Linked DNA regions of Homo sapiens: region 1 is linked to region 2. Evidence: read pairs that join two places in POLR2A ChIA-PET (ENCODE). Cell type or tissue: Caco-2. All regions are shown on one strand. Each heading gives the region's core, and the rest is flanking DNA. Links, peaks and the distances in the headings are about the cores only. Region 1 overlaps CMTM8 (CKLF like MARVEL transmembrane domain containing 8). Region 2 has its middle 52 kb from the start of CMTM8.

Region 1 (2,923 bases), core at 213-2,712, 62 kb before region 2:
ATTATATTTATGATCATTTGATTTTCAACAAGAGTGCCAAGATAATTCAATGGGAGAAAAACAGTCTTTTAATAAATGGTGCTGGGACAATTGATATCCATATGTGAAAGATTGAGGTTAAACCCTTCCCTCACATCATATACAAAAATGAACTCAAAACGAATCATAGACCTAAATATAAGACCTACAACTTTTAGAAGAAAATAGAGAGTATATCTTTGTGACCCTGGATTAGTCAAAGCCTTCTCAGATATGACATCAAAAGCACAAATGACAAAAGAAAAACTATAAAAATTGGACTTTTTCAAAATTAAGAACCTTTGTACTTCTAAGGACATAGTCTAGAAAAGTGAAAAGATAACAGACAGAATGGGAGAAAAATACTTTCAAATCATATATCTGATAAGGGATTTATCCCAGAATGTATAAAGAACTTGTACAACTCAACAATAAAAGACAAATTAACCCATTTTTAAAATAGGCAAAGGATTTGAATAGTCAGCTCTCTGAAGAAAATGTACAAATGACCACTAAGCACATGAAGATTGCTCAATATCATTAGTCATGATGAAAATGCAAACCCAAACCACAATGAGATACGATCTCACATTCACTAGGATGGTCAGAATCAAAGAAAATAAGTCTTGATGAGGATGTGAAGAATTAGAACTCTCATGTTGCAGCAGGGATTGTAAAGCAGTACGGTCCCTTTGGAAACAGTCTAGCAGTGCTTCAATTTTTTTTTTTTTTTTTCATTTTTTGAGGTAGGATCTTACTTTGTCACCCAGGCTGGAGTGCAGTGGCACAATCTCAGCTCACTGCAGCTTCAACTTCCCTGGCTCAAGTGATCCCCCCACTTCAGCCTCCTGAGTAGCTGGGACTACAGGCACACACCACCGTGCCCAGCTAATTTTTTCTATTTTTTGTAGAAATGGGGTTCCACCATGTTGCCTAGGCTAGTCTTGAACTCCTGGGCTCAAGCGATCTGCCTGCCTTGACCTCCCAAAGTGGTGGGATTACAGGCGTGAGCCACGACACTGAGCCACTTCAATATTAAACATAAAGATTCCACATTACCTTTGGGAGTCCAGGCCTGCAGTGCGGCCTGGGCGAAAGCGTGAGACTCCGTATCAAAAAAAAAAAAAAAAAAAAAAAAAAAAGATTCCACATTACCCAGTAACTCCATTCTTTGCTAAATGCTCAAGAGGACTGAAAACACATGTACACATAAAAGCTCATACATGGGCTGGGCAGAGTGGGCCATGACTGTAATCCAGTACTGTGAGAGGCCAAGGTGGGAGGATCACTTTAGGCCAGGAATTCAAGACCCTGTCTCTACAAAAAATTAAACAATTAGCCAGGCATAGTGGCCCACACCTGTAGTCCTAGCTACTTGGAGGCCTGGGCTCAAGCCCAGGAGTTTGTGGTTACAATGAGTTATGATGATGCCACTGCACTACAGGCTGGCAACAGAGTGAGATCATGTCTCTAAAAAAAAACACTTTTAATTAAAAAAAAAAAAACATGGGCCAGGTGTGGTGGCTCATGCCTGTAATCCCAGCACTTTGGGAGGCCGAGGCAGGTGGATCACCTGAGGTCAGGAGTTCGAGACCAACCTGGCCAATGTGGTGAAACCCAGTTTCTACTAAAACAACACAAAAATTAGCCAGGTGTGGTGGCGGGTGCCTGTAATCCCAGCTACTCAGGAGGCTGAGGCAGGAGAATCGCTTAAACTGGGGAGGCGGAGGTTGCAGTGAGCCAAGATCGCGCTACCGCACCCCAGCCTGGGCAACAAAGTGAGACTGTGTGTCAAAAAAAAAAGCTTATACATGAAAGTTCACAGCAGCATTATTCGTAATAGGCAATATGAACATCCCATGTTCATAGGTTATAAGACTTCATTTTGTTATGATGGCAGTACTCACCAAATTGATCTATAGACGCAACAGAATCCAGATTGAAATCCCAGCTGCCAGGTTTTTGTTTGTTTTAGCAGTATATGAATTTGGCATCCATTATAAGCTGCACCCTGATTCAGATATTAAAACATGAACACGAAGTACCTATTATAAACTCCATCAACTGATGAGTAAATAAAATAATGTATACATCATTGAAATATTTGACAATTTAAAAATAATGAAGTACTGATACATACTACAACAGGGATGACCCTTAAAAACATGATGCTAAGTGAATTAAGTCAGACCAAAAGGGCCACATAGGATTCCATTTATGTGAAATGTCCAGAATAGGCAAATTCATAAAGATAGAAAGTAACTTGGTTGTTACCAAAGGTTGAGGGAAGGGAGGAATGGGGAGTGACTACTAATAGGGATGAGGTTGTTTTTGAGGGATGAAAATGTTCTTTGAATAAGGGTAGTGACAGTAGGAAGACATTTCAAAAAATTTTTAAAAGAGAAAATATTCAGCTGGGTCTGGTGGCTCACGCCTATAATCTCATCTCTTTGGGAGGCCTAGATGGATGGATCACTTGAGGCCAGGAGTTCGAAACCAGCCTGGCCAACATGGTGAAACCTCATCTCTACTAAAAATACAAAAATTAGCTGGGCGTGGTGGTGCACGCCTGTAATCTCAGCACTTGGGGAGGTCGAGGTGGGTGGATCACTTGAGGTCAGGAGTTTGAGACCAGCCTAGCCAACATGGTGAAACTCCATATCTGCTAAAAAGTCAGAAAAAAAAAGAAAAAATTAGCCAGGTGTGGTGGCGCACGCCTGTAATCCCAGCTACTCAGGACACTGATGCAGGTGAACTGCTTGAACCTGGGAGGCGGAAGTTGCAGTGAGCTGAGATTGTGCCACCGCCCTCCAGCCTGGGCGAAAGAGTGAGACTCCATCTCAGGGGAAAAAAAATTCTAAAATAAGACAGTGGTGATAATTATACAACTCTGTGAATATCCTAA
Region 2 (2,923 bases), core at 200-2,699:
AACCACTGAATGGAAGAAAATATTTGTAAATCATGTATCTGACAAGGGGCTTATATCTAGAATATGTAAGAACTCTTACAATTCAGTAATAAGAAGATAAATAACCCAGTTTTTAAATGAGCAAAGGATCTGAATACACATTTCTCTAAAAAGATACACAAATGGCCAATAAGCACATGAAAAGATGTTCAACATTGTTAATCATCAGGGAAATGCAAATCAAAGCCACAATGAGATACTACTTCACACCTACTAGGATGGCTAGAATCAAAAGGTAGATAATAACAGGTGCTAGTGAGGCTATGGAGGAATTAGAACCTTCATATTTGTGCTGGTACAAACATAAAATGATACAGACACTTTATTTAACAAAGTCTGGCAGTTCTTCAAAATGTTAAACATAGAGTTACCATATGACCCAGCAATCCCACTCTTAGGTGTATACCCAAGAAAACTAAAGACATATGTCCACACAAAAACCTGCATACAGATGTTCACAGGAGCTATTATTCATAATAGCCCAAAAGTGGAAATGACCCAAATGTCCATCAACAGACGAATGTGGTAAAGCCATATAAGGGAGTGTTATTTAGCCATAAAGAGAAATGAAGTATGTGCACCTGCTACTTCATGAATGAACCTCAAAAACATGCTAAGTGAAATAAGGCAGAAACAAAAGGCCACATATTGTGGGATTCCATTTATATGAACTGTCCAGAGTATGCAAATCCATACAGACAGAAAGTGGATAAATGGTTGCCAGCAGCTGGGGGCAGGGAGGACAAGGAGTGACTGCTAATGGGTTGGAGTTTCTATATAAGGTACAGCCTTTTCGGTTTGCCTGGGACTGAAGGATTTCCCTGGGATGTGGCAGTACTTCCAGTGCTGAAGTTGGGGCAGTCCCAGCTAAACCAGGACGGATTGGTCGCCATATTCCATACCTGGAAATGAATGTGTTGTATTAGATTGTCTCTAAGGTCTCTTCGAGCTCACAAATTCTTTGAGATTTGTGAAAAAAACAACAAAAGCAACAACACACGCTGGAAAACAAGAAAAGCCTGTTTTTCTTTCCCTGTCTGGTAAATGATCCTCTTTGGGCTAGCTTGCTGTCCACACCTGCTGACTGTGTATCACAGCCAGCAGCAAAGTTCCCTGGTTTCAGGAGAAGCGTGGGTACCATGCATCTAAAACAACATGCATACTTAGCCTCTAACCCCAGATCAATTGAATCAGAATCTCTGAGGGTGGGACCCAGGCCGTGGGTATGTTTTTAAAGCTGCGCAGGTGATCCGAATATGCAGCCAGGTGTGAGAATCAGTGCAGGGTGATCTGAGAGCCGCCCAGCTCCTCATTCCCTTTAGTCCCAGCCTGTGTCAGCCCCTCCATTTGATTGGACCAAGTGTTGTGAGACATATGAGATGAGCCAGTCAGAGCCTCTCTCTGGAATTTGAACTAACACATTCGGGGAAGCTTGACAAAGGCTGGAGAGGCCATAGCAGGTCAAAGGCCAGTGTGCTGGGGAGGAGCAGAGGCTGAGGGAAATCAAACAAGACCAAGAGAAACTGAGTAGAGAGAGTGCAAAGCAGACATGCAGAGGTCAGAGACAGAGCAACTGGTCCATTCCAGGGTTTTCCTAATTCTAGTCTTTTGTATTTTTATAATAAATCCTCTTTTTCTTAGCAGTGGAGGAGATTCCATTTTTCAAAGATGGCTACAACACTATCTCCATCCCACATGCTCTCCTCAGTGTGACCTTGCCACTCCCCCATCAGGAGGGGACCTATGATTCCTTTCCCCTTGAATCTGAGCTGACATTACTATAGTCAACAGAATGCAGTGGATGTAACACTATGTGTCTTCCAAGGGTAGGTCAAAAAAATCATGCAGCGTCCATGTAGTTGTGACATATAATAAAATGGTTTTGCTTAATCAACAAAGTTTTAGGGTAGTTTGTTATGCAGTGATAGTAAGTGGGACAGGTAGTCTAAGAAAATCCATGTTCCTTGTCATCAAAAGAGCCTGACGAGCACACCTGACTCCATCTCTCAAGGTCTGTCCTCATTTCTAACTCAGCCTTGGTTTAGTTTTCACCAGGCACCCAACCACCAACCTGTCACCACCAATGGGTAAACTTGAAGTGTGAATAGGAATTGCTGATGCTTTCATAGCCAGAATGGTTCTGAAAAGTACACAATGCAATTATAAAGTATTAAGAGAAAATATCTTTTAAATGTGGTAAAATATACATAAAACTTGCCATTTTAATCATTTGTAAGTGTATAGTTCAGTGGCATTAAGCACATGAACACTGTTACACAGCCATCACCACCATCTACCTCCAAAACTTTTTCATCTTCCTAGAATGAAACTCAGTACTCATTAAACAACTCCCCATCCTCCCCTCCCCTACGTCCCTGGAACTACCACTGTACTTTATGTCTCCATGAATTTGGCTACTCTATGTACCTCATATAAGTGGAGTTATACAGTATTTATCCTTTTGTATCTGGCTTAGTTCACTTAACATAATATCTCCAAAGTTCATCTATGTGGTAGCAGGCGTCGGAATTTCTTTCCTTTTTAAGGTCAAAGAATAGTCCACTGTATGGGCCAGGCGCAGTGGCTCACACCCGTAATCCCAGCACTTTGGGAGGCTGAGGCAGATGGATCATGAGGTCAGGCATTCGAGACCAGCCTGGCCAGCATGGCGAAATCCCATCTCTATTAAAAAATTAGCCAGGCACGGTGGCACATGCCTGTAATCCCAGCTACTCGGGAGGCTGAGGCAGGAGAATCGCTTGAACCCAGGAGGCGGAGGTTGCAGTGAACCGAGATTGCACCATTGCACTCCAGCCTGGGCAATACAACGAGACTCCGTCTCAAAAAAAAAAAAAAAAAAAAAACGAATAGTCCATTGTTGTAT

Evidence for each region. Peaks named below come from ENCODE experiments on the same cell type or tissue, not always from the same donor. Only the 100,000 strongest peaks of a DNase experiment are listed, where the experiment ranks them.
Region 1: POLR2A ChIA-PET joins it to region 2 with 7 read pairs; 3 of 35 experiments call an interaction of 5 or more read pairs at or near these places.

Annotation. Positions count from the first base shown.
Region 1 is chr3:32,247,268-32,250,190 of GRCh38, reverse strand. All of the region lies in intron 1 of CMTM8 (CKLF like MARVEL transmembrane domain containing 8), which reads right to left. Among named protein-coding and RNA genes, the nearest start is that of CMTM8, 10 kb to the right of the region's middle. In Caco-2, for the core only: no CTCF peak of the experiment used is centred there; no DNase peak of the experiment used is centred there.
Region 2 is chr3:32,184,838-32,187,760 of GRCh38, reverse strand. No RefSeq gene overlaps it. Among named protein-coding and RNA genes, the nearest start is that of CMTM8, 52 kb to the left of the region's middle. In Caco-2, for the core only: no CTCF peak of the experiment used is centred there; a DNase peak (open chromatin) is centred at 1,440; H3K4me3 peaks cover 183 bases.